Linked DNA regions of Homo sapiens: regions 1, 2 and 4 are each linked to region 3. A link is a loop called in an ENCODE intact Hi-C map of the cell type or tissue named here. Cell type or tissue: psoas muscle. All regions are shown on one strand. Region 1 overlaps MACROD2 (mono-ADP ribosylhydrolase 2). Region 2 overlaps SEL1L2 (SEL1L2 adaptor subunit of SYVN1 ubiquitin ligase). Region 3 overlaps NDUFAF5 (NADH:ubiquinone oxidoreductase complex assembly factor 5). Region 4 holds the start of MACROD2 (mono-ADP ribosylhydrolase 2).

Region 1 (8,000 bases), 240 kb after region 3:
TTGGGAGGGGGAGAGAAGAGGAAGATGGGTGTGTTGGGGTAGAGCAGTGGCCTTCTTTTCCAAGGGTGGTAGAGAAATTAGGAAAGAATATTAGTGTCTTTCTGTCTTTTTTCTTTTTCTGTTCCCGTACAACTTTTCTGTCATCTTCATAACTAAGTTGTATCAGAGTTTTCGAATTGCAGACTCATTTACATGATAATATGATTCATCAGGAACATTTAGGTACACAGCATGCTGACATAATAGTATTAGCTATCAATAACTCTTAGAAACCAATGGGAAATGTTTAGATCTGTGAATTGTACTAAATTTTAAATATTTTGAATATTTTTAATACAAATCTTATTTGTAACTAACTTGTTGATGATCTCTTCTTTGGTTATGTTAATTGGCTATTTAACCATTTCACACTCTGATTTATTTCTCAGGCATGAAGATGTTAACAATGCTGTGCGTTTTAATTAAGTAGTTAATTAACTGGAGCTCCCTAAGTCTTAAGTTCCTGATTTTTCTCTAGAATACCAGAAACTTAAGTGCCAAGAGCTCAGAGAATGGCTTCCAGGACAGCTCTAGCCTCACTGCAGCTTAAAAAATTGCAAACAGATTTTTTTTTTTGCAAACCATATGTCAGGGAATTTCTCAGAGGTTTTCTAAGAAATTCTTTTATTTGAAGTTTTAGAAACACTATCTTCAGTTGTATTGCTGATAATTCATAATTCTGTTGTCCTTTTTAAATGATAATATAAAAAGTATGCATTAGTATGTGGGGAAGTTGTTTTTGAAAACTTACAGCAGTTGGAACTTACTCCTGTAACAACTCTGTTAAGTGGAAGTAAACAAAGATAAGTGAGCATAAAATTGGTCAAGGTAAAGTAAGTGAAATGAAACCATATAATAGTAGAGTTTTTTTTTTTCTTTTCTGTTTCAGTGAAAATAAGTAATGTTGCTCTTAAGAGAGAATTTTGTATTATTTTCTCCTCTTCTTTTTTTTTTTTTTTTCTAGCTTGGGCTCTAGGAAAAGAGCCTTTTATCCCACCTTGTCTTCCAGTCCATTTTGAATCAAGAAAGACTCATTGAAGACTCCTTTGAGAAAAGTCTGTTTTGAAGAAGGAAAAAGAAATACTGTTTGAGAGAAGGCAAACAGACAAAAAGGGTGATAGAAATATGTATTTTTGTTGTATATGTAACTCTAAGAGACCTTCCTAGAGTGAATGAAGGTAGAAAACTGAAAAGGGAGTAAATTAAGGAATGATTGAATTTTGTGGGTCTTGATGGAAAAACGCTGGTCTTCTTTTAATGTGGAAAAACAGCTAGTGCTTCAGTCCTAGGAATTATGTCTCTGCTGTGGGCAGTTGTCATAAACTCTTCTCACAATCCGAGCTGCTCTTTGTCCTCTGTGAATGAAGGTACTTTTGCTTCCATTTCATCCAAGGATGAATGAAAATGTATAGCATCTGCCCAAACCTAAAAAGTACAGTGTGTTTATCACGAGAGCTTTGTAAGGTACTTCACTTCCACTTTAAAATTCTTTAGTGCTCAAAACCAACTATTGTGGGTTTTTGTCAATAAATACTAATTTTTCAAGATGAAGTATGGTGATTTCTATTCATATTGTGGTCAATTTTCTCAATTTTGTTTCCCATAGATAGCGTGATGGAACTTAAATTTTATTTTTTACACTTAAATAACTGTGCTTTTTGTGATGCGTAATCATGATTTTCTCTTTTCCTTGAGATTTTAACAGACCTTATATTAGTGCATATGTCAAAATAAAAATTTTTAAATAGTAAATATGTTGTAATATTAAGGATATTGATTTTTTTCTATTAAATGTTGAGCTTGGTGTTGGTATAAACCCTGATCCTAAACGGTAAATTAATACTTGGAAATTAAGAGTGTAACTATGTTATATAGAAACCATCTTGCGAATTGGTTTGTGTGGGTGGTTTTTAAATTTAGTTTTTAATTTTTTTAGTATGTAATCGTACTCTTTCAGGATTATCTAAAGCACTTATTGTAATTGGTTGTTTACTTTTCTGCCTCCCCCACCACATTGAGTGGGGAAATAAAACCAAATGAGTATTTGGAATCTAGTATGATCCACCCAATAGTGAAAGCTACCAGGATGGGAATGATTCCTGGAGAATACTGGGGAAACTTGTAGAGTGTATGACAATTTAGCAAGATGTATAAGGATGAGGAGGAATTCCAAAAGCAGGTGGATGGGGGAGCTCCAAGAGGGGAGTTTCCAGCTGAGTGCAAGTTGTAGACCATTTACTGTAGCAACATCTTAGAGTAGAAGGCTGGATGGTAGAAGAGGAGCTGCAGAGATAAGCAGAGGTAGCTAGCACACAGTTATGAGAAGTTGGCTGGAGAATGAGATTTGGCAAGTGCTCCATGTAATGAAGATTTGTTTAAAGAAAAGATGTGATAGAAAAGGGCTGAGTTTTAAACTCCCCAAGTTTAAGAAGGTTTGAAGTTTTTAAACTTTAAAAGTGGCCAGGGAGGGAGCCAATAGAGTAAAAGTATAATGGTGAGGGTTATGCTGGATGCAAGAAATTAGTGTTTCACTAAAGAAGAATGTTCAGTTGTGTCAGATGTCACAGAGAGGTGTAGAAACATAAAAAGTGCAAGGAATCCTTCAGATTTGGTAAAGAATTGCCACTGGTAAATTTGTCCAGAACAATTTCAATGGGGCCAGAAAACTCTGGATTGTGAAGTACTCAGAGATGAGAACATGCAGGCAGTGATTTTATTTTAGAAGAATTATTTATCTGTCTTTGCCTTTCATTTAAAGGCACTTTCTCAAAGTTCAGGTTCCTGACTCTATGATATAATTATTTATAGACTGCCTTTCTGAAAATAGTTCTATATGGGTTAATTTTGTTAATATTAGTATGTTGACAAAAGAAAACATAAAGGTCGATATGATTATTTTCAAACTGAGAAGCTGCTGTACCAAAGCTAGTTTATAAAATTAGATTTTGTATTTATGGACTTACTCATCTACTATGTTACAGTAGTCTTTGTTTTGTGAAACTCCAAGGAAATATTTTCTACACATTTCAGGTTAAGAAAGAAAAACATGCGTTTATTTTGTCTTAAACATGAAATAATGTTTTAAGCATTCTAAAAAGTACTTACAAATGGATTAAACACATTGGCGTTCTTTATAGTTTTACTCTGGTTCTTTTTTTTGTGACTTGTTATTCATAGTCTTTGCAATGCCGCCCTCTAGTGATCGATTTCCAAAAATGCATTAATTAACTTGTAAGCCTGTTACAGTCTTTCTCTTTTGACTCTACTGATCCTTTGCCACAGCCTTTGTTTGGTGTTCTCTTTTATTGCTCTTCCATTAGTTATTCTTATTCTCCTTTAATGGCATTAGGGAAAGATCAGAAGTTTCAGGAGCAAAAAAAAAAAAAAAAAATACATATATATACACATTTGACTATGAATCCTTAAAACTTGTCCATTTACCAGTCTGGGCATAGGGCAAGTTACCTGTCCAGAGTTCTTACTGGGAATGAATGAGAATGTCTTTTTGTGGCACCTGACACAGACAGCAAAGAGCAGGCATTCAACATATACCAGCTGTCTCTTCCACCCTCTTCTCCCCAACATTGCTGAGAGTAGGGATCAGTACTGTTTTTTTTTTTTTTAAACCTGTCCCTTCTCCTCTTATATAACATCTCAATTTGTTGTAATTACCTGTTTACTTGTTTGTGTTCTATAACTTCTAGAGGTCAGGTATCATGTTTGGCTTGTACATATTTGTATCTGGTATTTAGCAGAGGCCAGTACACACAGGGTCCTCATTGGATATATATTTGTTGAATGAGTAAATGAATTAATGGATGCCAGTTTTTAATAAGAACCCCAGACTGTGTTACCGACATTTCTGTTGATTGATTGATTATGCAGATTGTAAATGGGTAATATATGATATAATTAGATTTTACCCATGACCTTTCATAGAGGTATTTATTTCATGACTTTTTCAGTTTATTCTATAGTTATTGGTCTTCTCAGGTTTTGGATAATATGATAATTTGTGTTTTCCTTAAGAATTGTCTGTTTTGTTCAGTTTAAAAAAATTATTAGCAAACACTTATGTATAGAATTTTCTTATGATATTTGACTTCCATATGTGACAAAACCCCCTTTATCATTACATTTATGTTATGTCTTGTGTTGTCTGTTTTTAGATTGTAATTAGATTGGAGGTATATATGTATTTTATTGTTTTTTTAAAGCAATGGCCCTTTGAATTTTATTCTTCTGCTTGCTAACTGAAAAAATAATTTTACCTGTTTTTTTTGTCTTCCAGGTTTTTCTAACAACTTAGTACTTCCATTTTTCTTTTTGTGCAAAAGCTTTTATTACTCTAAATTTGCTTCTAAATTACAGATTTGAGTAAATGCCATATAATAGAAGATGCTGTTTTTGTTATTTTCTAGATTTTCAATAAAATGTAGCTGCAATTTCCTCATTGATCTAAAAGTTACTTAAGAGGGTATTTAAAAATGATGAAATGTATGTGTTTACAATTGTTATTTTCCATTTTTAGTATAATATAATCAGAGAATAAGGAATGTACAGTTTCTGGTTTTTGAGAATTAAAATCTTTTTTGGTGATACATATAAGATCAGTATTTAAAATGTGCCCCAAGCACTGACAAAGAAGGTGAGTCCTCTGAAGGGTATACAGTTTTATATATTTATTCAGATCTCTTTTTTTTTTTATGTGCTTCAGCTATCATGTATTTATGATAATTTTATTAAAGTTTTGTATTACTGTTGTGTGTTTGTCATTTTTCTCATTGTTTTTTAACGTTTTATTGCTACATTATTTGATTCTTAGAAGTTTGTGATTGATATCTTCATAATATATTTTATTCTTCATCAATTAAAAATATTCAATCTTTTCATTAAACATTGCTTATCATGTGGATATCCAAATGGGAAAAACAATGAAACTTGATCCCTGCTTCCCACCATGCACATTTGATTGAAGATCTAAATGTGAAAAGTAAAATAAGCCCCTAGAGGACAGTATAAGAGAATATCTTACATCTTTCTATCAGACTGAAAGTATCAGTACTTTATAATCTTGAAGTAGGAAAATGTTTCTTAAACAGGACACACAACTCACAGGTATAAAAGGGAAGATTGATAACCTGGACTGTTGACAGTTCAAGAATTTCTGTCATCAAAAGTTACTGATAAGAGAAAAACAAAACAGTAACAGCAGATACTTGTAATATATATATCTGACAGATGGCTTATATCCATACTATGTAAACTCCTACATCAGTATAAAGGACAGACAACCCAATAGAATAAATGGGAAAGAGATTTGAGCAGTCAGTTCAAACTGTAAAGACATAATATTAACACTCAGCAGAATGGCTAAAATTAGAAAGATCGACAGTACCAAGTATTAGCAGAAAGTGGAGAGCGATGCACCTCTCTTTTTGCTGCTGGTGGGAAAATATAAATTGTAAAAATCACTTCTGAAAACTAGCAACACCTGCTAAAGCTGTGGGTATGTGTATACATACATATATCCAGCAACTTCGATAGGAATTCATGCAGATACCCACTAAAAGGCAAGCACAGTAACATTCAAAGTAGCATTATTTGTATTAGCCGAAACCTGGAAACAAAAATGGCCATCAGCAGTAAAATGGGTAAACAGATTATGGTAGATTTAATTCAGTGCTGTATAGTAATGCGTACAGCAATAAAAATGCATGAATTGCGGCCCCGTGCAACAACAAAGATAAATTACATGAACCGATGTTGATCAAAATAAACTAGACACAAATACTTACCGTGTATGATTCCCTATATAAAATTCAAAAGCAGGCAAAACTAGGAATTTAAAAACTATAAAATACAAAAGCAGGCAAAACTGGTTATTAGACCTCAGGTTAGTGGCTACTTTTATGGATGAGGAAGGGATAGGGATTGGGAAGTGGTATTGGGCTTCTAGGTATTAGTAGTGTTCCTTTTCTTGACTTGGGTGGTGGTTACATGGGTATACTGACCTTGAGATAATTCAGTGAGTTGTAAAATTTATGATTTGTGAGTTTTTCTGCATATATGTATGCTTCAATAAAACTCAAATTACGGTAAGCAAAAAATACTGCTTTAGTGTGAGGATATTATTATTAAATAATATTAAAATAACTAGAAATTCAGTGAAACTTAATCACGATTGTATTACCTATTGAAAATGTCAGTGAATAATACCCTCTGCTAATTGTTTGCCTATATGTTCTCACATTCAGTCCTACCTCTTCTCTGTCCTCTGTATGGCAGGGTACATTTAGAAAAATACAAAAAAAAAAATGAAACTTTTTTCTCTTATATTTTGGTTTTGTTTTTATTTTCATTTGTTGATTATATCTTTGCCCTCTTTTTTTAAAAAATTTTTCCTTATGGAGTTTTTTCCTATATTGAGAGTCTTTGACTCCTTTTTTCTTTGACTTTTACTAGAGGAGTTCTATTCATTTTTCTTTTTCTTTTTCTTTTTTCCTTTTACCTTTTTTTTTTTTTTTTGAGACAGAGTCTCGCTCTGTCACCAGGCTGGAGTGCAGTGGCGTGATCTCGGCTCACTGCAACCTCTGCCTCCCAGGTTCAAGCAATTCTTCTGCCTCAGCCTCCTGAGTAGCTGGGACTACAGGCATGTGCCACCACACCCAGCTAATTTTTGTATTTTTAGTAGAGACGAGGTTTCACAATGTTGGCCAGGATGGTCTCGATCTCTTGACCTCATGATCCGCCCATCTCAGCCTCCCAAAGTGCTGGGATTACAGGCTTGAGCCACTGCGTCTGGCCTGTTTTATTCATTTTCATTCATATTTTAACTGCTGGCTTATTCATTTAGTTTCTCATGCTTCATTGCTGTTATGCAAACTGTTTTCTTTCTACGTGTGTAGAGGGTTAACTTTAATTCTCCTGAAAACTATTTCTATGTTTTTCAAATATTTGAGCCTATATTTTTTGAATTAACACTATTAAAGATACATTAATTTCCCCAGTTTAAGGTGAAACAATTTAACTTCTCCCATTCTTTTTCCTCTCACCTCTGTCTTTTTAATGATGTAGTTCGTGATTCAGATTAAACTTTATTTTCAATTTTTTATTTTTGCATTTTGTTTAATCTCGAGTTAATTTCAGACATATGCTTTTTTGTAAACATATTTACAATCATTATTCACTCAAAAATTTATTGAGCACCTACTAAGCACCAGACACTGTCCTAGGCAAATAAGAATATAAGTGAAAAAGACAAGACCCCTGATCTCATCAACTTGTTGATGGTCAAAAATAGGTAAATAAGATGCTTTAAATTTTGAAGGGTAGTATGATGGGAATAAGTAGGGTGAAGTGATACAGAATGAATGACTGCAGTTCGGATTAAGGCTATGTTAGGTTGGTCAGAGAAGTCCTTTTTGAAGCAGCAATATATAAGCTGAGACTTGAATAAGATGGGACATGAAGCTGGGTGGAGTGGTTCAGGGAGAGGGGTTAGCCAATGCCCTGATGAGGTTTCATTTTTTGGAAGAACATTTATTCAATATTACTGATTGAATTTTGTCAGGCATTTGAGATAGTCATGAACGAAACAGGATTTTTGCTTTCAAAGTATTTACATTTTACGCAGAACAGATAAATAGATGAGCAAATAATTTCAGAATGTGATAAGTGCTATAAAGAAGATAAAATGCTAGAATGAGGAGAAGGGACCACTTTAGGTAGGATAATGAGGGATGCTTTTCTGAGGAGGTGACATTTGAATTAGTAACTTGGAAGTCAGTAATAGACCCAGACATGTGTAAATCTAGGGAACAGCATTTAGGGTAGCGTTTTAGTTGGGTTGGAACAAAGAGGGTGAAGATGGGTTGAATCTTTTCGACCCTTACGTGCTTATGATAAGCTTAGAACTTACTCTAAATATGGTGGAAAACTATAGGTTATGACTACAGATT
Region 2 (8,000 bases), 130 kb after region 3:
GCAGCTGGTGTGCCTGGCTGTGCACAGTGACTGGACCCCGTGCTCACTCATGCACCCTTCACCACTCCATGCTTGGCTCGCCCTTGGCAGTTGTGGGGTCCAGGCTGGTAGCATGAGCCAAGTGCAGCCTGCCAGGCCAAGTGGCCAGAATGAGCACAGCAGGTCTGAGCAAAACTTGGGCAAAGGTGCCACCAGCCACAGAGGCTTCCAGCTGGAAAAGTGACACTCCAAGGATCCTGTGACAGAAACACACCTTGTGTTCATAGATTGGAAGTCTTAATATTTCTAAGATGTCAATACTATCCAATGCGATCTATAGATTTAATGCAATCCCTATAAAAATCCCAATGGCTTTTTTTTTTCAGAAATAGAGATATTTTTTCTAAAATTCAAATGAAATCTCAAGGGACTCTGAATATCCAAAACAATCTTGAAAAAGAAGACTAAAGTTGGAGGTCTCAAATTTCTCAATATCAACACCTATTACAAAATTACAATAGTCAAAAGAGTGCGGCACAAAGATAGACATATAGACCAATGGAATAGAATAGAAAGCCCAGAAATAAAGCTTCTCATATATGATCAAATGATATTAAAGAGTGCCAAGACCATTCAGTGGAGAAAGACAGTCTTTTCAACAAAATGTGCTGGGAAAACTGGATAGCCATGTGCAAAAGGATGAAATTGGACCTTACCTTATTTCATATACAAAAGTTAACTCAAAATGTATCAAAGACCTAAATACAAGACACAAAACTATAAAATACTTAGAAGAAAACATAGGAGAAAATTTTCATGACATTGGATTTGGTAATGATTTCTTGGCTATTGTTACTGAAACATCAGGGATTTGGTCTAGGCCCTACTGCATGCCACACAGAAAGCCACTGCACAGAAAACCAGTGATTGAGACAACTAGTATTGCCAAGGAAGAAGGCTTTAATGAGGATCAGTCTCAAATCCGTCTCCCTGACCAACTGAAACCGAGGGTTTATATAGCAGAGAAGAAATGAACAGAACTCAGATAAAACAAATATAAGTTTCAAGCTTTAAGACCAGAAGGGTCAATTTCTATGTTTATCCAAAAAACTATCTATGGAACTATTGGGTCAGTTTTCGTATAACACCAAAAGCCCAGGCAACAAAAATAAAAATTGATAAATTAGATTACATCAAAATTTAAAACTCCTGTGTATGAAACGATACTATCCACAGAGTGAAAAGACAACCCACAGACTGGGAGAAAATATTTGCAAATTAGATAAGAAGTTAATATCCAGAATATATTTTAAAACTTCTACAACTCACCAAATAATAAACTCAATTAAAAAATGAGCAAATGAATTGAATAGACATTTTTCCAAAGAGGATATGCAAATGGACATCAAGCCCATGGAAATCTGCTCTGCATCACCAATCATTAGGAAAACAAAAATGAAAACCTCAATGAGCCACCACCTTACACCCTATTCAAATGGCTACTATAAAAACAAAACAACAGGCCGGGCGCGGTGGCTCACGCCTGTAATCCCAGCACCTTGGGAGGCGGAGGCAGGCGGATCACGAGGTCAGGAGATCAAGACCGTCCTGGCTAACACTGTGAAACCCCATCTCTACTAAAAATACAAAAAATTAGCCAGGCGTGGTGGCAGGTGCCTGTAGTCCCAGCTATCGGGAGGCTGAGGCAGGAGAATGGCATGAACCCAGGAGGCCGAGCTTGCAGTAAGCCAAGCTCGTGCCACTGCACTCCAGCCTGGGCAACAGAGTGAGACTCTGTCTCAAAACAAAAAACAAAAAACAAACAACAAAAAAAACCAAACAAACAAAAAAGAACAAGTGCTGGAGACATTAGAACACTTGTGGACTATTGGTGGGCATGTAAAATGGTGCAGCCACTGTGGAAAACAAATGATGATCAGACAACAAATTAAAAATGGAATTACTTTATAATCCAGTATTGCCACTTTTGAGTATGTGCCCAAAAGAATTGAAACAGGGTACTGAAGAGGTATTTGTATGCCCATGTTAATAGCAGCATTATTTGCAATAGCCAAAATGTGTAAGCAATCAGCATTCATTAATGAATGAATGAATGAACTATGATTACATATTTCAGCTTTAAAAAGGAAGGAAATTCTGACACATGTATAGATTTTGAGGAGATTATGCCAAGTGAAATAAGTCAACTATTAAAAGAAAAACACTGTATGAACACTTAGATGAGGTACCTAAAGTAGTCAAATTCAGGGAGACAGAAAGTAGAATGTTGATTGCCAGGGGCTGGGGTGAGAGGGGAATGGAGAGGTTTTTGTTTTTTTTTAATGGATATAGAGTTTCGGTTTTACAAGATGGAGAGTCCTGGAGATTAGTAGCACAACAGTGTGAATGTAATTAGCACTACTGAGCTGTACATTTAAAAATTGTTAAAATGCTAAATTTTATGTTATGTATATTTGACCACAATTTTTTAAAGCCTAATTTCTGAAACAGCTTTGTTCCCACAGGCTTTGGAAAAGATCCTGTGGTCCTGGGGTGATGAGGTATCAACTTTCAGCCAAGTAATAAGGGAAATGAGCATGTGAGGGGAACAATGAGCAGTAAAAAGGGCAAATCGATTTGAGGTCCTGGTGGGATTGAAGCATTTATGGAACAACCTGGAAAGATATCAGTGGCCATCAGAGACTTGGATACCTGAAATTTTCATCTGGAACAGGCACAGTTTAGATTATGACCATGGGAGTGTTAAGGAGGATGGGACTATTGGAAGCAAGAAGATGTAAGTAATGAAACTGAGCTGCTACGATTCATGAATACTGAAATCTCCAATGTAGACAGGAGCTCTCTGCTCCTGGGAGAGAAAGACCACGAGCTACGTTTCTATCTTCATCTCTTACTACTTTCCCAATGAGAATGTGGCAATAGGGAGGGAGAAGGATACCTACCACCCTATCCTGAACCAATATAAGTGGACTGTGTTAGAAAATGCTTGAAAGGGTTACAGGGGAAGAAGTCATCAGGAGACAACTAGGTTTCAGTTAAGATGAAGGGAAAGGAAACATTTGGAGAAGTACGACCCTGAAGTTAGGTGATTAGAAAGAAAATACTGATTAGAGGCCGGGCGCGGTGGCTCACACCTGTAATCTCAGCACTTTGGGAGGCCGAGGCGTGCGGATCACAAGGTCAGGAGATCGAGACCATCCTGGCTAACACGGTGAAACCCCATCTCTACTAAAAATACAAAAAAATTAGCCGGGTGTGGTGGCGGGCGCCTATAGTCCCAGCTACTCGGGAGGCTGAGGCAGGAGAATGGCGTGAATCTGGGAGGCGGAGCTTGCAGTGAGCCGAGATAGCGCCACTGCACTCCAGCCTGGGCGACAGAGCGAGACTCCGTCTCAAAAAAAAAAAAAAAAAAAAAAAGAAAGAAAGAAAGAAAATACTGATTAGAAAGAAAATACAGTGTATTTGCTCACTCCTGTAATCCCAGCACTTTGGGAGGCCAAGGCAGATGGATCACGAGGTCAGGAGATCGAAACACAGTGAAACCCCGTCTCTACTAAAAATACAAAAAATTAGCTGGGCATGGTGTCACGCACCTACAGTCCCAGCCTGGGGAGGCTGAGGCAGGAGAATCTCTTGAATCCGGGAGGTGGAGGTTGCAGTGAGCCGAGATCATGCCACTGCACTCCAGCCTGGGTCACAGAGCAAGACTCTGTCTCAAAAAAAAAAAAAAAAAAAAAAGACTAAAATCTAGCCTATGTAGAAATAGTGATTCTTGCTGTACTTTATGCAAATAATCTGTTTTGCAAACAACTCAGTCCTATCATGATTGTTTTTTAACAAAAATGAGGACTGGAGAGAGAAATTATATTTCAAAACTCATCATACATTTGTCATTAAATTCTAAACTCATTAGTTGTTTTTTTTGTTTATATTTTTAGACTACCCCTGCTTGTTCCTGTGAACCAACCAATCAATCAACCAACCAAGCAATCTCCAGCTGCAGCTCAGAAAGAACAAAAGGGATGGGTAATGTAAAAATCTGGATCAATATTCTAGTTCTGAGCAATTATCCTGCAAATCCTGCCAGGTGATGGAAATAAACAGGATACTCATCACGCAGAGGTTTCCTTTCTGGGAAAGGAAGACCAAGGGAGCTAACCAAAGCCAAGCACCATGCACCCAAATCTTAGCAAGCATAACTATAGCCACCAGTTATTTGGGCATGTCACAAGACATGCTTTTCTCTCCCTTGTTGGAGGAGGATTCAATTCCACACCTTCACCTCAGCATTTGGCTTCTGATAAGGAGTCCATGTACCCCTACCAAGACACATTTTTTCCCAAACTCAATTCCAAGCTTCAGGTCAAAGCCCTAGGAAAGAAAACTGGATCTAAGGAATCCAGAGGCAGACAACAACAGAGGTTAAAAGACAGTGCAGGTAAGCAGGGCTAATTCCTGCCAATAAAGCCAAGCCTCCCATTTCATGGATAAGGGTCATGCTAGTATCCATGGCATAAATGAGGTCTAGGGAACTCCAAGGCTACTGATAGTAGGTGGGATAGAGACATAGGTGAGAGCAGCTAATTCCTATTATCTAGGCCCTCCCTGCTTCATGGGTGCAAGCTACTTTGGCACCTATGGATGGCACCTGCTAAGTTCACTGGGACTTGATGATTCAAGGACAGAAGAGGGAAAGAGGACACTCTTCCTTCTCTCCTTCACATACCCCAGGTATTGCTAGGAAGAGAAGGGAACCAGGGATGCCTGCTCCCGTCTTTCTAGATGGGTAGCCATTCATCTTCAATCTATACCCCTTTTGAATGCATCCTGAACCCCTGGGACTCCTTTTTTAAAAAAGCCTCCTTGGCTGGGCGCGGTGCCTGGACGCCTGTAATCCCAGCACTTTGGGAGGCCAAGGCGGGCAGATCACGAGGTCAAAAGATCAAGACCATCCTGGCCAACATAGTGAGACCCCATCTCTATTAAACATATAAAAATTAGCTGGGTGTGGTGGCGTGTGCCTGTAGTCCCAACTACTCTGGAAGCTGAGGCGGGAGAATCGCTTAAACCTGGGAGGCTTGCAGTGAAAGCCTTCTTTTTTCCTCCTCTTTCCTCTCTTCACTGATAGGTAATTTTGTCTCTGTACTCAGGACACTCCTGTCAGATGCATCCTCCAAACTGGGAAAAGTTAATTTCCCAAACCTTAGACTGGTTGGCTTAGGATTGGGCTCAGGGGAAGGGAACCCAGAAGCTTGATATGCTGGCAAAAGGGTAAAAGTTTTTTTTACAGTCGGGCTTTTGGCCTCCCTCTCCCTGTGCAAACTGGTAAAAGGCCTTGGGATTTTTGATGTGTCCTTACCCATCCCTTTTTTCTCGTTTTGATACGTGTTTTCTAATAACCTGGTTTGTCTCTTCTCACCTTCAGGCTATCAAACTCCAAATGGTCATGCAACTGGAGCTTTGGAGGATGGCCCTTTCTGCCGGGTACCCTTAGCTAGCTAGACCTCTGAGGGAGCTCCAATGCCATTCCCCCAGAACAGCGCCCCCTGTCAGCAGGAAGCAGTTAAGATCGGTCTTCGTCCTTATCCTTATCCTTATTTTAACAGCAGTTAGATGTACTTCTGCAGAGGGGGGAATGAGACAGCCAGGTGTAAAAGGGTCCCTGGAGAAACTCCAACTGGGCTGCATACTGGGTGAATGAGGTGAATCCTTGGGAAGTTCCTGCCATTTGCAGGGAGGAAGAGTCTGGATTCTCCTATTCCGGGGTTGGTAACCTGGATTTAATTTGTGAGCCCACTGGCAGGAAGTACACTCTCTCGCTTTGCTGAAAGTCCCTGTTTCCCCACCTTTTTTCCTTTTCACCCAATAAACCCTGCCCTTCTCGCCCTTCAAAGTGTCTGCAAGCCTAATTTTTCATGGTCGTGTGACAAGGACCCTGTTTTTAGCTGAACTAAGGAGAAAGTCCTACAACAAAAATGGTCCCTCAGCCATATACTTGAGTTGCTCCCTTAGGGGGCCTCAGTTACTTCCCGATGGTACATTACATACCTGGGGGTTTATTACCTCTGTAATCAGGATCATTCTTTAATGTGGAAGGAAATAGCACACAGAACTCCTGAAAAAATTAGATCCTTAACACAAGACAAATTATCTTTAAACATTTTTTTCATGTGTGTATGTGTGTTTTCAAAAAGTTTTTGTCGGGGAATGGAGGAGTAGATGACTTTTTTTTTTGGAAGTTGTAGAGTCGTAAAGCCAGAAAGAGAGAAAAACTATGGAAAGAGCAGCTCCACTTAGGTGAGTGTGTTTTTAAAATTATAATGTAAATGGTAATTATTATGGAAGATAACCAGAATTTGCCAAGCCTACATTGGGGGTAGAGATGGAGAGAGGGTGCTTTCAGCCAAATAGTATCCTGCTCATTGCCAAGGAGTCATGTAACACTATGGTAAGTTCAGTGAGCTGAGGATACTCTATTCTGGTTGTAGGATAGCATGCATATATGGGCACTTTGCAGTAGAGGTGTTTGCAGACTTTGGGCTTTTCACTTCTGCCATCTGTGCTTGGGCCAATGGAATTGAGTGAGATATACAATCTACAAACAGGCTACCCTGGAACATTTACCCCAATCTTTGACACAAAGGTAGTGTTTTGTTTTGTATTGTGTTTTGTTTTGTTTTACTTTCTAATATTCTGAAATATCTTAGAATAGTTCTTAGTTTTCTTTTGTCCCAGGCTTTACAAGGTTGGAAGGGGCCTATTCCCATCTTTACTCTGGAGGTCTCATCTTCTAATGCTGGGCATTGGGTAGATGCTTATGGGTCTGGGCAGCATCCTTGTTCTCAAGCAGTAAGAGGATTCCAAAGGCCATTTTAGGTGTTATTCAGCAGGCACTGACTTGCAAGATGCCAAGAGCCCACAAGAGAAAGCAAGATGACCTGAAGAAATGGATGTTCCTTCATTCTCCACTTGCCTGAAGACAAACTGAGATTTAGGTGAAGCTCACATCTATTTCTGCTAATAACAATCCCACTGCTAATTATGGGATGTGGTAGTTATAGTGATAAGAGAGGAGCTATATTCAGAGGGGTTTAGAAAAGGTTGCAATGTACAGAGGGGTTTTTAATTTGTATTAATATTTCTCAGTTTACTTCCTCCATTTAGATTTAAGATTTACTCATTAATTCAATAAACATTTATTGAGTGTCTGCTATGTACCAGGCACTGTTCTATTGGCTGGGGATAACAGCAATGAACACCACAAACAAAACCCTTGCTCTCATGGAGTTTGTACTTTAGTGGAGGGAGAGTGACAACAAATATAATAAAATACTGTATGTTGCATGGTGATAATTTTGAGAAGAAAAATACAGCAGGGAAGGGGTATAGAAGAAGGTGTTTGACAGGATTTGCAATTTTAGAGAGTGATTGTAAATTTAGAGAAGGTCCAGGGAAGAACCTTCTGAAAAGATGAAGGTGAAGGAAGGGAGCCCTATGGACATCTGGGTGCAAAGGTATTCCAAGCAGAGAGAACACGAAAGGGGGGCACATGCCTGGGGTTTTTGAGGAACAGCATGGAGTCCAGTGTATATGCAATAACATCAAGAAGACAGTAGTAGGAGCTGATATCAGAGAAAAAAAACCACGAGGGCAAGACCATAGAGCCTAATAAGCAAGCCATTGTAATGCTTTGGTTTCATTCAGTGTGAGATGGAAATTCACTTCTTTACTTGACATATTTACAGGAGTAAATCATTGCTGGGTTGAGAATAAACTGAAAATTTGAATCCCCTACTTCCAAAATGTGCAAAGACATCATAAGATTGATAACGTTTAATAAGCATCTGTGACTTTATAAGCCAGGTGGGTCTCTGCTCTTTGTGTCTTAATATTTTGCAAAAGTAATTGCAGTTTTTACCATTGACAGTAATGGCAAAAACCACAATTACTTTTGCACCAATCTAATATTTAGGACCTCAGACAGTCCACAACTTAGAAGA
Region 3 (8,000 bases):
TTTTGAAGAACATGACCTTTATTGAGCAGAAATTTTTTCCTACTTGCATTTTTTCAGACTTTAACCATTATTGTCTTTTTAGAAATGTACAGAAATGAAGATGGTTCAGTACCTGCTACATACCAGATCTATTACATGATAGGATGGAAATATCATGAGTCACAGGTAACGTTACTAAGATGGATCACTTTTCTTAGTGGGTTCGTGTTCAGATTATTGTTTACTAACTTGGGGGAAGGGGTAATGTAAGACAGCATTAAGGGCTTTAATTGGGGCTGTGTATTATCTATCTATTTCTAATATCTTTAATCTTTATTATTTTCAGGCAAGACCAGCTGAAAGAGGTTCCGCAACTGTGTCATTTGGAGAGCTAGGAAAAATAAACAACCTTATGCCACCGGGGAAAAAATCACAATAAATATTTATTCAGTGTTAATGTCGTCCAGAATTTTCATCAGAAATGGATAGCTTTAACATCTAAAATTATTATATTTTGAAGCAAGAAGCACTCTAAGCTATTTACTAATAGGCTTTTCATATAATTAGGAAAACCTAATATCACATCTATAGTAACCATTTCAGTTTCATATTGTTTCTGTTCTCATAAGGATACTGCTGAGTGTCTTTGCAGATTCAGCCTAAAAGCAAAGAAAATATTTCCCTAAAATATTTGCAAATAATGTTCACATATGTAAATGCCTTGGAAAATATTACTCATGCTGACCTTTTACACCTTTTTCATTTGTCATACTGTTTTCTTTGCCTTGAAGAGGAACAGATGAATATGCACCTTCTCCAGAGTTATGTGGTTTTAGAATTTAGAAGAGCATGTATCTTTATTAAATCCCTCCTCAACTCTTTTTTTTTAAAGCATCTGAATTTAACCTTATTTCTTTTTTATCTCCATGGTGTGGGTGGGACCACCATGGTTTTACACCCCACCCTACCTTAGGGAAGAAGAAAACATTTTAAAGAATACCAGAAGTAGAATCACATGTAACAGTCTCTGCACAGTCATCAGTTTATTGTTAAGCTTTCCTTTGTAATTTCAGGGCTTAAGCACTATTATCCTAATCCAAGTTCACAGTCCTGTTGTTGTCGAGGAGGGTTCAAAATCATTTGGAGATAATCAAGCTCAGACAGCTTAGGATAGGTGAGAAGAACATAGAGGAAGCAGGGAGAAGGCTGAGAAGCAAGCAGGAGTGAGCGCTAAGTGTTTTGTTTCCAGTTAGCTGTTCGCTGTCTTTTCCATTTAACCTGGGCACTGCCCTAGCCTCATCTTCAGCCTTCAGTGATCTATAATAGCATTTCCTTCTGTCTCCTCTCAGTCTCTCTTCTGCCTTCCTTCCCTCCTTTACTGTATTAGCAACAAGCTGTCCATGGGTGGGGGCTGTGTGTTAGCCTGTACGTAGCACATGGGACTTTCCACATAGTAGATATTCAGTTACATTTTGAACTAATTATATAACAAACTTGCCCTTTGAAAGACTAAGTTATAGTTAAAAACCAAGATTTGTAGGAGAAAAAGAAATTATTGTTCCCTTCAGTTTGAAAAATCATCGATATTTGAAACTGGGATACGCTTGGTAGCTTTTTTGTTTTAACACAAAGTAAACCTGTGAAGTAGAATTTGGCGTTTTGTTTTTTGGGGTTTTTTTTTTTTTTAGCTTAATTTTCAGAACTTGAAGAGAGAGAACAACAACAAAAAACAAACTGCGCTAGCCAGGTGCAATGGCGCATGCCTGTAGTCCCAGCTACTTGGGAGGCTGAGGCAGGCAGGAGTTCAAGGCTGCAGTGAGCTGTCTGTGCCACGGCACTCCAACCTGGGCAAAAGAGGAGACCTCATCTAAAGAAAAATCCACCAAAAACCCTGTGTTTTAAAGTGCAAACTGATGATGGAGGAATGGGTAAATTCCAGGGGTCTATATTTCCAAAAGGACATGTGTTTTTGTGCACTAATACTTGTTTTTGAAGAACACATCTCAGTGTTAAGTGGCTGTTGCTGAGGAAGGGGACTGAGGAACTGGGTGTGTCTGTGTCATTCTGTTTGAATGTCTGTCAGGGGTATAGAAACTAGGAGGGAGACTTGTACTTTTCACTTTTTAAACTTCCTGTAAAATTTGAATTTTCCAAGCAAGAATATTACTTTTGCTTATTTAATGTCAACGGAATTATATGTGGATGGTGGGGTGGAGCTAAGGATTACTCTACTCTGGCTATCCCAAAAAAAGCTCCATTTGTTTAAAAAAATTAAGTAAATCAAACACAGCTAATTGAGGACCCTTATTGTTTAATGTGAGTGATTGTAGTGAAAACACTTATTTTAGTGTGTATAACACTAGTGAAATTATTTTTGTAGTTAAATCTGCTGGAAGTGTGCTATTAAGCTTTTATTGTTTGGAGCCCTCAGGAAACTAATTTTTCTGAATAACCACATTTTCCAAATGATTAAGAGCTCATCCTTTTAAGCAATGAAACTTTTAAAAGGTCTTTATCAAAAATTTTTCATAAATGTTACATTCTTAAATGGTATATGATAAATAATCATCTTTTTTGTTGGTTTATTTTTTTATTTTTTATTTTATTTTATTTTTTGAGACGGAGTCTCGCTCTGTCTCCAGGCTGGAGTACAGTGGCGCAATCTCGGCTCACTGCTGCCTCCGCTTCCTGGGTTCAAGTGATTCTTCCTGCCTCAGCTTCCCAAGTAGCTGGGATTACAGGCGCGTGCCACCACGCTGGCTAATTTTTGTATTTTTAATAGAGATGGGGTTTCACCATGTTGGCCAGGATGGTCTCAATCTCTTGACCTTGTGATCTGCCCACCTTGGCTTCCCAAAGTGCTGAGATTACAGGTGTGAGCCACCAGGCCTGGCCAATAACCATTTCTTGATAACCCCACAGATAATATCATAAACTCAAGTTGTCTGTATTGCTTCTTCCCAGACTGGTCCCAAGAATGCTGTGGTTGGTTTTGTGTCTTTTCCAGCACTTTTCTTACTTGCTGTCAGTTGTCAATCTCAACACCTTGACCAAAATGAACTTTCTTGAGTCATTTCTTCTCTGTTTAGCTATAAGATTAGAATTCATACTGAAAGATTTCTAGGACTTTTGTATTAAGGTAGGAAAGAGGAACTAGGTTCTGGGAGAAAGACTCCTTTGGAATAAAATTCATGAGCTTTATTGGTTCCTTTAACAGATCTTCATTGAGTTTCATGTGCCAGGCATCCAACTAGTCTCTGCTTTTATAGTTGTCAGTCTGACAGGGCTCTAGTATGTGCACACCGTGACACCTGTTGGCTGCCAGGAGACTGTTTGGCTTATTTCCTGGTTCTTAGCAATATTCCAGGTTGGCCTGGAGAATTCCAAAGGTAAATATGAAAATGTATACCTACAAAAGAATTTTTGCTTTATAGGAAGAATTTGTAGGATTTATTGAGATGTAAGCTACCTATATACATCAAGTATGTGATATGATTGTAAAAAGTTACAGAAGTGTGTGAGTCATGAAGTACCTGTGAGGGAAGTTTATATATTTTTTCAAACTCTTTTAGTACCATTTTCATCCACTAGGTGGAAGCAATTACAGTATGACCTGCATTAAAGACATGTACAGTTTTTTGGCCGGCTGCAGTGGCTCACACCTGTGATCTCAACACTTTGGGAAGCTGAGACGGGAGGATTGCTTGAGCCCAGGAGTTTGAGACCAGCTTGGGCAACGTGATGAAACCCTGTCTCTACAAATAAAAAAAAAATTAGCCAGGCATGGTGGCACAAGCCTGTGGTCCCAGCTACTCAGAAGGCTGAGGTGGGAGTATTGATCGAGCCCAGGAGGTCAAGGCTGCAGCAAGCTGTCGCACCACTGCACTCTAGCCTGGGCAACAGCAAGACCCTCGTCTCAAAAAAGAAAAAAAAAAAGTACAATTTTTGTATTGATTATGTATTCCTTAAGTAGGAGTGGAATAAAAGTATTTTACCGTGGATTGGCTTCTGTGAAGGAAAGAAGTGAATATTAGTAGATATTTGGAAAAAAGAAAGATAGTTGATGCAGTGATTATTATTCTGTTCCTTTGTAAGTTACCATTAGCCTCTCTTGCTTAAGAAATATTTTGAGCTTTTTTGGGGAGGGGTTGTGGTTAATGATGTGAAATTAATCTTCAGGAAATTTATCATAAGCAGACTTGCCTTTTCAGATATTGGTATATTTTAATTCTCTACCTGAATACATACATGACAGTTATTTTACCATGCTGGTTTAAAAAACATCAATTTGAAAATACTAGAAGGTGGGGTGAACACTGATAAGTTACTGTTAACAAATAAGAAAATAATGCTTTGCCATCTGTGGTGGTTTTAAAATCTATCCACAAATTTTTGATATGCTTCTCTTTAAGACGGGACACTTCATTCCCCTCTAAGTACAGGCTGAGTTTAGTGATTCCCTTCCAACAAATAGATGGTGTGTCACTTCTGAGACTAGGTAATAAAAGGCATTGCATCCTCCTTACTCTCTCTTGGATCCTTCACTCTAGGGAAAGCCAGCAGCCATATTGTAAGGCCACTCAACTCCATGGAGAAGACCTAGAAGTGAGGAGCAGAGGCCTCCAGCCAAAAGCCATGTGAGGGAGCCATCTTGGAAGCAATTCTCCAGGCCCAAACTTCAGATGACTGTGGTCCCAGCCAATGCATTGACCACAACCTCATGAGAGACCCTGAGCTAGAACCACCTAGCTAAGCCACTCTCAAATATCTTATCTACAGAAACTGAGATGATAAATGTTTGTGGTTTAAGCAACTGTGTTTTAGAGTAATTTGTTACACAGCAATAGATAACTGATACGCGATACACTGTCTTCAGGAGGTGTATTAGGGTGGGCAAGGTATTCTGAGTTGTTATTTTCAGCATAAAACATAGCCCCCTTATTTACAATTAGGTAAAGTTAACATAAACTGTATTACTTTTGTTCTCAGAGAACACCAGACCTGAAATGCTCTTGCCTGGAGGTTTGATTCCATGATATCTTGAAATGGAACTAACTTCCCACATTAAGTTTAGTAGGCCTCAAATTTTCTTTCCTGGGAATATTAGGATAAATTTTTTGGAAGCCTCGATGGGCTAATTTCCAAATGAAATCAGAGAATTTGGGAAGACCATGAGAATTCAGTGAGCTACATAACTGCACACAGATTCTTCAGCCAGTTCCCTTCTGCCGTAGCTGTTGAGTTGCGACAGCTCATTAGGATGGACTGTTGACACTGCATACTTGTTACCAGGCTCACAAATGAGTACAAGGATGTGGAAATAACAAGGACTCTTTAAAGCCAGACTTGATCGTACATTGTTAGTCACTGCTAAAACCAGGCAAAAGTAAATTGCCTGCACTTTGAAAGTGGCCATTGTAACCCGGCCAGTGTCTAGACTCTTCATTCAGGAATCACACGTTTGGCCAGGATGCCCGTTGCTAGTTCTGTCAGAACAGGTCTGGTGGTAGAATATCAGGAACACTTACCAGGTGTACTGTTTTTGTGCTCAGAGTGTTTGTGCTCAGATTGTGAGTGGGAGATTGGGAAGAGGAGAATTCCAAAGAAAGACTTGCCAGTCTGCCATAAAAAACTATGGAAGTCAAAGAAAGGTCGGGGACTGGGAGTCAGGTGGTCTGGGTTTAGTGCTGGTCCTGTTTGTTCCTAATGCTGGGGCAGACTCCATCTCTCTGACCTCAATATCTTCATCTGTAAAATTACAGGTTTGCTAATTGGTGAGTCTCAAAGGAGGCTACCAGCCTGCCTTTCACGTTCCTGAAGGGCTTTTTCAAACACTTCCACCTTTCTCTCCTTGGTTGAGAGTCACAGCCAGAGGGAGCTCATGTTAGAGGTGGGAAATGGTTGCGAGCCATTGGACAGGATGATCTCAGAGGAGCTTTTCAGCCTGACCCCAGAACCTGGGTCCCAAGGCAAAGTGGACAGGAAGCCCTCCCATCTTTACAGTTTCTCAGACTCTGTTGACCTTGGGGACTTCTTTTCCCTTCAAAGTAGACTTTGACTTCCCCTGAGGATAAGATTTAAGAAGGAAGCACAGCATGATTTACTTTGGGTCCCTTAATCTTTAAAAAGTGAGTCAGCATGCTGGGGTTTTTTGGGTTTTTTTGTTTTTGTTTTTACTCCTGGGCTTAAGCTCCCAAGGAGCTGGGCTTACAGGCATGTGCCACGATGCCCAGCTCAATAATGCATTTTGTTGTTGTTGTTTGAGACAGTCTTGTTCTCTCGCCCAGGCTGGAGTGCGGTGGTGCCACTTCGGCTCACTGCAACCGCCGCCTCCCGGGTTCAAGTGATTCTCCTGCCTCATCCTCCCAAGTAGCTGGGATTATAGGCCTGCATCACCATGCCTGGCTAATTTTTGTATTTTTAGTAGAGACAGGGTTTCACCACATTGGCCAGGCTGGTTTCAAATTCCTGACCTCAGGTGATCTGCCTGCCTTGGCCTCCCAAAGTGCTGGGATTACAGGCGTGAGCCACCGTGCCTCGCCAAAGAATGCATTTTCATTTTTAAGTTTCTGGGTCACAAAGGAGGGCCCCAGACCCTTATATGTCCAGCATGGATAGCCTTCTATATTTTCCATGGAAGATGACATTTTCTCATAGGCACCAAGCATTCAGCATTTGGGAAGTGTCCCTTAGTTTTGCACAAAGTTCCCAGTTACTTGTCTAGGTGACAAGTCCTGGCTGCAGAACAGGAAATGCTCAGGCTTCAGGTGGCAGCACTCTGGAGGGCCAAGTGAAGAAATAGATACGAAAGTACTGGTTGTCCATGTAATTTCCTGAGGAGCCAGCTGAACACTCATGGTTCTCCACAAAGGAGGCTTCTTTGAACCTGTACACAGTTGTTACGGATTGGTAAAGCCCTCTTGAAGGCGCCCTTACTGTGCTCTCACCAGGCAGTGTGCTAAGCCTTAGATATCCATTCTCAATTCACATTTCATCCTCAGTTCCCTATGAGATATTAGTACTATTGTCCCCATTTGTTAGATGAGGAAACAGGCTTAGGTTGTGACTTCTCCAAGGTCACATAAGTGACAGAGACAATTTTGACTTCAGTCTTGTATGTGAAGGGAACAGTACAATTAATGATTGTAGTGTGCTGCCTTCTTTGCAAGTCAAAACCTTCTGTGAGCTCCCAGCCTTTCTTCACATCCTCCCTTCCACCATACCCTTGAACACTCCAGCCGCATATTAGAACCAGTCAGGTGATTGCACCCACTGTCTCCAACACTTGCTCAGCCCCGTCCTTGAATCCTTGTCCCTGCAGAACTGCCTGCACTCCAAACTCTTCTGGGTCCCTTCTACTGGGAGCTGTCACCCTTCATATCCAGCTCTTTTTTTGTCCCAGGCCATCTTGAACTTTGGTTAGTTCCATCTCCTTTAGCACTTTGTACATCATTTCCTGTTCATGAATTCTGCCTCTTCAGCTAACTGTTTAGCTTCCTTGAGCATTGGCACTGCAATAACCAGGGTTCCAACAGCCCCAGGGAAAGCCCAGATAGAGTCACTATGACCCCTGTGAGCACGGCACAGCAGGAGACCGGAAGAACAGGCAGCTAGCATCAGGCACGTTCAGCTGCAAATTCTAAGGATCAGCCACTCAATTGGGATTCAAAGCTAGACTCCTATCTCAGAGGAATCTGGGTCCCAAGGAAAAAGAGACATGCATGTGAATGATGGGGCAGAAATACAATTGCTGGGACTGAGAGACAGGGAAGGGCCTGACTTTAGAGAGTAAGCCTAGAACCATGATGTGAGGTCAAAGCAGGGCCTGCAGCGCAGCTGACGGCATTATGTCATGGGGCAGGGTAGATTCCCATCCAGACAAGATGTTCACCTATTATTAGATATAGGGTGGCCCAGTGGAGTAGTGGCTAAGATTAGCATGAGTTCTGAAGTCACACCCTCCCATTGGATCCCCTTTCTACCACTAACTAGCGTACCTGTGTTTAGTTACTCAACTGCTG
Region 4 (8,000 bases), 180 kb after region 3:
AATTACTTCGTAAAGACCTAATCTCCACATTTAGTCACATTGGAGATTAGGGCTTCAACATATGAATTTTGGGTGCACGTAAGTCAGTCCATAGTAAAGACCACCAGAAAGTCATTGAATGACTTACAGAAGTGAGAAGACGTGATCACTTCTGACAAGGTATCACTAGATGCAGTCTAGACAATGGACAGAAGAGGGGCAACAGTGGGCATGAAGGCCACTTAGGAAGTCTTTGCAATAGTCCAGCTAAATTCAGACTAAGTTTACTGCAATGCTGTTGGAAAGTAGTGATTCCAGACTTATACAGACCGCTCAATAAAATTGCGTAGGTATAGCAACCGATTTGATATGAGAGTGAAGTTATAAGAGGTACCAGGGATGGTGCTTAGGTTTCCAGATTTTTCAACTAAACGGGTAATGGAGCCATTCGAAGAGATGGGGAAAACTGGGAGAAGGAGCATGAGTTCAGTTTGGTACACGGCACATTTCAAGTACTTTAGGGATGTTAAATATTTAACAGTTTTGAATGATAATGGTATTTTGTCAGAGTGATTAATACTAAATGCTGGAACAAATGCCCTCTACATACTTTTAATGTGCTTTCACACAATAAAAGTTCCAGTTCTTTGAGCTGACATGAAAGAAAAGATAATCAATAGTGTAATGTTCCTAAGAAAGCACATGTGGAAGGACTGGCTGGAGGCTGGAGTGCAAACAGCTTCTCTGTTGAAGGGAAGGTGTCTAGTATGATGTACTTGTCTTACCTTTCACATTTCTACATAAGAAGTCAATATCTTTTCTACAAAATCTGCAACTGTTCCCATATTGCTTAATATTAGCATTGCTATTTTGCCCCCTTACCCATCCTATGAAATGTTTTTCTTTTCTTCCTCACCTTTCTTTCAAAATCTATTGCATTATCAGGTTTTATTTATTCTTCCCTGGTAATGTCTCTAATCAAAGACCTCTTTCTATTTCTAGTGCCAATAAATAAGTACATATTTTTATTACTAGCTCAAATGTCACTTCCTTCTTGAAGCCTTCTTTATTTATCCCAAATCTATTTTTTTTCGTATTTCACAGCATTAAAAGAAAAACAGGCTGGGCACGGTGGCTCACGCCTGTAATCCCAGCACTTTGGGATCACTTGAGGTCAGGAGGTCAAGACCAGCCTGGCCAACACGGTGAAAACCCATGTTTACTAAAAAAATACAAAATTAGCCAGGCATGGTGGCGCATGCCTGTAATCTCAGCTACTCCAGAGGCTGAGGCAGGAGAATTGCTTGAACCTGGCAGAAAGAGGTTGCAGTGAGCTGAGATGGAGCCATTGCCCTCCAGCTGGGGGACAAGAGTGAAACTCTGCCTCAAAAAAAAAAAAAAAAAAAAAAAAAGACAAAACAAAAATTACCTTACCATGTTGTGAATCATCCTTATGAGAGTGTCCTACTACTAAAAATATTCCATTCTTTACAATTCTTTTTGGGGCCTCCCCCCTTTCTTCCTTTTCTCTTCTATTATTTTTTAAAAATGTGTTCCAAATAATTATTTGCCCAATATATATAACAAGTACCCAAACTGCCAAATAAATGTGGATTTACAACATCCACTCAATTAGCCTTGAAGATGATCTGATATATAGAAACACAACAAATTTGGGGGGAGGGTACCAAACTTCTAAATTATAGGTCACCCTACTCATGTGGCGGACTTTAGTGAAACTGGATTTTCAGAACCCGCCAGGTGAGTATTATCCAGAATCAAGCCAGCTTTTTGGACCTGCGTCTTAACATTAAGCAATTGGTAGAATAAAGTAAGACCACTCGGCTCTGGTTAACAGGCATCTGGATTTGTTTTGACGTAAGACGTGTTTTCAATATAACATTTTGGTTGTCCGCAACTTCTTGGTTCTTAAAACCGTCTTGAGTATCGCAGTCTACATTTGTTCTTTCTAAACTTCACCAAATTCCAATGAAATTTGTAATTTTCACTACAGGTTTGAGGAGCCAACTGCATACGATGTGGAACCATTTGCCAATACTTTCATTTCTTTTGGTCTTTTTTAGTTGCCCACCCAGAGGAAAGCATCAGATTACCTGGTGAAAATCCTCCTCAACAGGGCAGTTGGAGTGAGCACGGACAATTCGTGTTGACCCTCGGTCTCCTCCCACTTCTACATCCTCCAAGTCCCTGAGGCGGCTTTCCGCTAGCTCGCCTGTCACTTGGCGCACCTGGCTCTACAGGCCACGCCCTCAAGTCTTCCAAGAGGCCAGCGGTAAGCGCGGTCCACCTCCCTCTCCCACTAGGCGTCGGCTTCACGCCGCGCCCACGTCTCGAGGACAGCTCCAGCCCCCTCGCTCCCTGGCTCCGCCCCCTCGCTCCCTGGCTCCGCCCCCTCCAGCTCCCTAGCGTCGTCGGCGTCGAGCCCGAGCCTGCGCCTGCGCGTGCGCCCTGGGGCCCAAGTTGGGGCGCGCCGTGGCTAGAACACGGAGAGCGGCGGGCAGTGCAGCCAATGGGAGGCGGCGCTGCCTAGCGGCTGGTAGGCGGTGCCTGCGCGGGTGTTAGGTTAGCGCGAGGCGTGACCTAGTTGACAGGCTCTGAGGTGCTGCTGTGGCGGCGTCCGCGGGGCTGAGGCGGGTGGGAGCCGGAGCCGAGCGCGGGCTGAGGGAGGAGGGCGGCGACTGGAGAGCGGCGAGCGGCGAGCAGCGCAGGACGCAGAGCCTCTTTCACTTTTTCCCTGCTGAGTGCCCCCTCCCACCCCTCCCACTCCACACACACCCTGTTTGCCCGTGAGCCTGGGGAACTTGCAGCTTAAAGCCAGCCACCCCCACGGCAACATGTACCCCAGCAACAAGAAGAAAAAGGTGTGGAGAGAGGAGAAAGGTAACCGGCCCGTCGAGTCCTGGGGGTGCGGGCGGTGGGGGTTAGGGTGGGGGCGGGGGTCAGGCTGTGTGTGCCGCGGCGCCCTCCGCCCGAGCTCCCGCCTCGCGCCCTCCCGGCCGGTGCCGCCTCCCTCCGGTGTCCGTGTGTACACACGCGCACACTCGCGCGCACTCCGGCGTGCACGCGCCGCCCCTGGGCACCTGCAGCTCGCGCACGTGTGGGCGCACGCCCCTCTCTGTTGCCCTCGGCACCCCGTCACCTTCTCCCGAGGCGGTGCTGCGTTCGCCTCGCTTGCGGCGGGGACCCCCAGGCGGCAGCCCCGGGCGCGGCACAAGTTCCTCTGCACCGCAGCTGGGACTTGGGCACTGCCGGCCTGGGTGTCCCGCGGACAGGTGCCCGTCGGCGGGCGCTCAGGCTGCAGCTGCCGCTGTGCCTCCGCGCTCCGTGCACCCTCATTTCTTTCCTTCTCGCCCCTGTCCCCCCAGCCCCCGAATGGCAAAGCGTACCCACCATCGGGTGTTTACCCCTTGTCTAGGTTTCCTTCCTTCGCTGCCGCAGCGTGACTTTTGAAACCTGGAACTCTAGGGGAGCCCTAAAACGAGCGTGTTGTCCGTGAGGATAAGTGCCTTCAGAGAAGTCTGAATGGGCTGTTCTCCCAACAGTGTGTTTCTCTGTATTCCATCCCCATTCATGGGCTGAAGTTGCTCAGAGTAAGATTTTGTGACTAATGTCACTCTGTATGAACCCATCTCTGAATTTTGTGCGTATAAGGTTTATCTAAATCAGCTAGATTGACAGTGGCACTGATTCTTTAAGAAACACAAGTGTACGATCCAGCGTCTCCCACCAAGATCTCCCGCTTATCCCATCACAGTTTGGTAATATTCTAACTTGAGTGTCTCTGGCGTTTTTCACCCTCCTTTTCACACCTCTTTCCTTTTCATTCTTTAGCTATTTACAGAAATGTAGCAAAAACTTCTTGCACTCCTATTGCTAAAATAAACTAAAACCTGTATAGCAAGGGTGAGGTCTATTGAGGGTAGTGCGCATTTCTCCTGGTACCTCATCTTTACAAAAGGATATAGGGGTGACTAGGTATCAAGTTGATTTCCTTGTTAATAGTTCGTTAAAACCTGTAGATTTTTATTGCAAGTCCCGGCCTTTATGAACACGAAGGCAAAACAGTGGAGGTAAGAAAGGGAATTAATGTGGAAAAAGAATCCACTATATAGGATCGGCTTCCACAATGCACGAACAAAGGCGTGAGGAGGGAATTTTTTTTTTCAAATTTACTGCAGGAAGATTTAATAATAGAACCGAACAACACAATTAAAATGATCTTTAAAAATGTTGAAAGTTTAGTCATTTAATTATGTTTTAATAATTATGGGTTTATAGAGAGCTAACACTTCTGGTGTTATAAATCAAATGCTGTCGAGAGTAATAGCCTGATAGATAAAGTAGTGTAAAATAATTTTGCTTTGTTTTTTTCAGTAGTAGTTACTTTAGTTTCAACACACTTTCAACAAGGATTTGCCTTGTGAGCACTGAAAAATCATTTATGCCCATGTTTATTGATGATGCTGAAATGTTCGCTTTGTATAATTGATGATAATGAGGGCAAAACAGTGGAAGACATAGACATTGTTTTCAGTAACATGAATCATTGATGAAATTATAGTGAGTACTTAAGAACTATTTTTCTGTCATAATAGAAAAACAGTGTTCCTCAAGTAATAACGTTATAATGTTTCCTTCATTTAACATCTACACAGTTGGACTGTGACCAGCAGGCATTTTAGAATCTTTTTTAATGTCTTGATTTCTTTTCTTCTAATAATGGAGAATATATAACCAATTTTTTTTCCTAAGGAAGCAAATGCACCATTAAATAAGGCAATTAACAAGTAATTATCCAAAACTAAGTTATTTTTGCATGAAGTTTAATGTTAAAGGAAAACGTTACTGCGATACGAAGACTTTAATGCATATCTCAGTGTTTCTTTTTTTCAGGATGTCTATGTTTGGAATATTTAAATATAAAATATATATTATACCCCCAAGGAAGAGCTAAGGATTTCTAGTACCATAGTTAGTATTAGAGAAGCTGATGGGATGCATGACCTTTTTCCTTTCAGCCCACTGGGAAGCTGATGGTATAGTATTTTTGCAGCTGTCCTTTAAAGCTAAAGGAAGGCTTACCTACCTCATTGAAATGTCAAGGCATTCTATAAACATATTTTTAACTCAGTATACCATTTAATAAATAGGTCTGCCTACTTAATTGCTTGGTTCACAGAGAAAGGACTCATTGTAAAGGTGAAGCATTCTTTAAATAAAAGTTTTATGAAATGACAAAGAAAATGCATATATATTTGTGGCCTCCAGTATGTTTCATTGTTTAAACAAGTAATTAAGGAGTTCTGAAGACCACATATGTTTAAATAAACATGTTTGATCTAGTATTTTGAGTCCTAATTCAGAACCACTAATGTGCATTTTCAAGTATTGCAACTTATTTCATTGTTTTGTTTTAAATTGATCTCGTTTTTAAGTGTTCACACTTCAACTTTTAAATAACTGGAACAACAGAGGCCAGGTTGCATTTCTGTATGTACCTTTTGACATTCACAAAAACTGTCAGTTGCTTCATAATGTCTTTTAACCTGCTCAGTAATATTGTAATAATTTTTTATTTGTGATCTGAGCTTTTTTAGCACTGCTTTGGCATACTGCTAATCATCTCCCTTTTCTGCCTTTATGTGATAATTCTAAATTTACCATTCCCTTCAAGTTTCCTGTTCTCTCAAGACCCTATCCCCCATACTAAAGAGATGACATTGCCTTTTTAATTCACAGAGAAGGGCTAGGCGCGGTGGCTCACACCTGTAATCCCAGCACTTTGGGAGGCTGAGGCGGGTGGATCATGAGGTCAGGAGATTGAGACCATCCTGGGGAACACGGTGAAACCCCGTCTTTACTAAAAATACAAAAAATTAGCCGGTCGTGGTGGCACACGCCTGTAATCCCAGCTACTCGGGAGGCTGAGGCAGGAGAAACGCTTGAATCCAGGTGGGAGAGGTTGGAGTGAGCTAAGATCGCGCCACTGCACTACAGCCTGAATGACAGAGCAAGACTCCGTCTCAAAAAAAAAAAAAAAAAAATTCACAGAGAAAATAAATGCCATGTAATATGAACAGCCCTAACATCCTCTTGCATAGTCTCATTGGTCTGTTCCTTTACATGTCCTTTTGACTTTGTTCTATCTTAGAGGAAGGACTTTTCTTCCTTGTGTGTAAGATGAATCTTTCTGCTGTGCTCTTTATCCCATATCTTCTTTGAGTTCTTGCACCATCATGTATTCTTTCTTGGGTATGTTTAATTTCTTGGTGTCTTCAGGTTCCTCTCCATTGCCTGTAACAGTGCTCGGATCTCTTCCACCTTAGAGTCACTTTTCTTTCATAGGGCTTCACGTGAACTTGGAGTTGCTGTTCTCACTTTCCTTCTTTTGCTCAGTCCTTCATTGTCTTCTGGATTTCCGTTATATTCTAATGAAACTAATGTTCCTGAAGTCATTCAGTAGTAACAGTCATGATAGTATTCATGTAAGAATAGTTAATATTTAAGCCCCATTTGTATGCTCAGTACTATTCTTAGTAGCTTACATGGATTATCTCATTTAATTCTCACAACAACCCTATGAGGTAGGAAACTATATGAGGCGAAATATTGTGAGGTTAAGAGCTTTGAATACCAGTTGCCTGGGTTTGAGTCCTACTTATACTGCTTAACTAGCTGTGGTACTTTAGGTAAGTTATTTGACGTTGTTTATAGTTTCCTTATCTATAAGTTGGGAATAATACCTGCCTACTTACCTCGAAGGGAAACTGAAACATAAAGAGGTTAAGTAACCTACAGATTTGCACCATTTAGATTACAACTCAAACAGCTCTGTTAACCACTTTTCCTCTTTATTCCATGCTGTTGGTAACCACATTGATAAAAGCAGGTTAATGGCTAAGTAATTTTCACTTTTTCTGACCTTCCTGTAGCAGTCTGTGGTATTTCCCTTAGTGCACCTGTAGTCCCAGCTACTCAGGAGGCTGAGGCAGGAGAATCGCTTGAACCCAGGAGGCGGAGGTTGCAGTGAGCTGATATCGCGCTACTGCACTCCAGCCTGGTGACAGAGCAAGACTCTGTCTCAAGAAAAAAACAACTCTGTTTTCTGAATGTTTCCTTGTACCAGGAACTTGCACCCATGGTGACAACTACGATTTATTTCATTGTTTTCCTATTTGTGCCCACTTCCTAAATACTGTGTTTTGAGGTTTGATGCTTCCTTCCGTTCCCTCTTCTTTTTCCTTTAGGACTAGAATTTTAGGTTATATTTTCTAAAGTCTCTAGGCTAGACCACTCTTTAAATTTCCAGATTCTTGATTTCAACTTCTTCAATGTCCTATAGGTACCTTAAACTCAATTTTTGTGAATATGTCACCTCTGATTAAGATACCTTTTTTTTTTGTCTCCTAATGTGGCTGAAGTTCTAGTTATAGGAGTGGGAAAAATATTGGTTCCCCATTTTCTGTTCACTTGTGCTTACATTAATACTTCTGTAGTTTATTTCTGTGAAATAGTCTTTTAAAGTGGTTATTTTTTGAAGGTTAGATTACCTTAAACTAGATACTAACTATCCCTGCATCCATTTATCTAAACTGCAGTACCTTGTGATACACTGAAAGAGAATTGCAGAGTATGAGAAATAACTGTCTCTCTCTCTCACTCTCTACATCGTGGAGACCATTGGTATGGTATGGGAGACATGAAAGCTGACATACAGAGTGAAGAAGCCAGTGTCAGTTTATACATTGAATATTGGTAAATATTTCTTCCTTGTTTAGGTGAAAAACGAATGTAAATAGAATTATTTGCATGTTTTCCTGTGTCCTAGTGGGTTGTTTTATACACCCTCTGGGAAATGCATAATCAACTTTCAATATTAGTAGTCTATAGGATAAAGGTTAAACTGCTCACTATGGCATACAAGTCCCTGTACAGTTTTGTTTTACTTTTGTTTCCGGCTACTTTTCACTTCTGTGGCCATTCCTCTTCTCATACCATAT

The links. Hi-C counts contacts between places; a loop is a spot of excess contacts. Peaks named below come from ENCODE experiments on the same cell type or tissue, not always from the same donor. Only the 100,000 strongest peaks of a DNase experiment are listed, where the experiment ranks them.
Region 1: it touches region 3 in a loop (13-fold over the local background); 92 of 110 quality-filtered maps call a loop at or near these places.
Region 2: it touches region 3 in a loop (4-fold over the local background); 27 of 110 quality-filtered maps call a loop at or near these places.
Region 4: a loop joins it to region 3, with 3 times the contacts of the local background. A loop is called at or near these places in 5 of 110 quality-filtered maps.

Annotation. Positions count from the first base shown.
Region 1 is chr20:14,052,096-14,060,095 of GRCh38, forward strand. All of the region lies in intron 2 of MACROD2 (mono-ADP ribosylhydrolase 2), which reads left to right. Among named protein-coding and RNA genes, the nearest start is that of MACROD2, 61 kb to the left of the region's middle. In psoas muscle, a CTCF peak has its summit at 3,233 (motif pointing left); no DNase peak of the experiment used is centred here.
Region 2 is chr20:13,947,883-13,955,882 of GRCh38, forward strand. All of the region lies in intron 2 of SEL1L2 (SEL1L2 adaptor subunit of SYVN1 ubiquitin ligase), which reads right to left. Among named protein-coding and RNA genes, the nearest start is that of SEL1L2, 39 kb to the right of the region's middle. In psoas muscle, no CTCF peak of the experiment used is centred here; no DNase peak of the experiment used is centred here.
Region 3 is chr20:13,816,793-13,824,792 of GRCh38, forward strand. NDUFAF5 (NADH:ubiquinone oxidoreductase complex assembly factor 5) reads left to right here. Exons shown (of 11, transcript NM_024120.5): 10 at 83-165; 11 at 326-4,788. The coding sequence ends at 418. Among named protein-coding and RNA genes, the nearest start is that of NDUFAF5, 36 kb to the left of the region's middle. In psoas muscle, a CTCF peak has its summit at 3,545 (motif pointing right); a DNase peak (open chromatin) is centred at 3,649; H3K27ac peaks cover 1,944 bases.
Region 4 is chr20:13,992,930-14,000,929 of GRCh38, forward strand. It overlaps MACROD2 (mono-ADP ribosylhydrolase 2), which reads left to right and starts at 2,587. Exons shown (of 18, transcript NM_001351661.2): 1 at 2,587-2,880. The coding sequence starts at 2,835. It also overlaps a transcript of SEL1L2 not described here. In psoas muscle, a CTCF peak has its summit at 3,097; DNase peaks (open chromatin) are centred at 2,442 and 3,042; H3K4me3 peaks cover 2,217 bases; H3K27ac peaks cover 1,448 bases.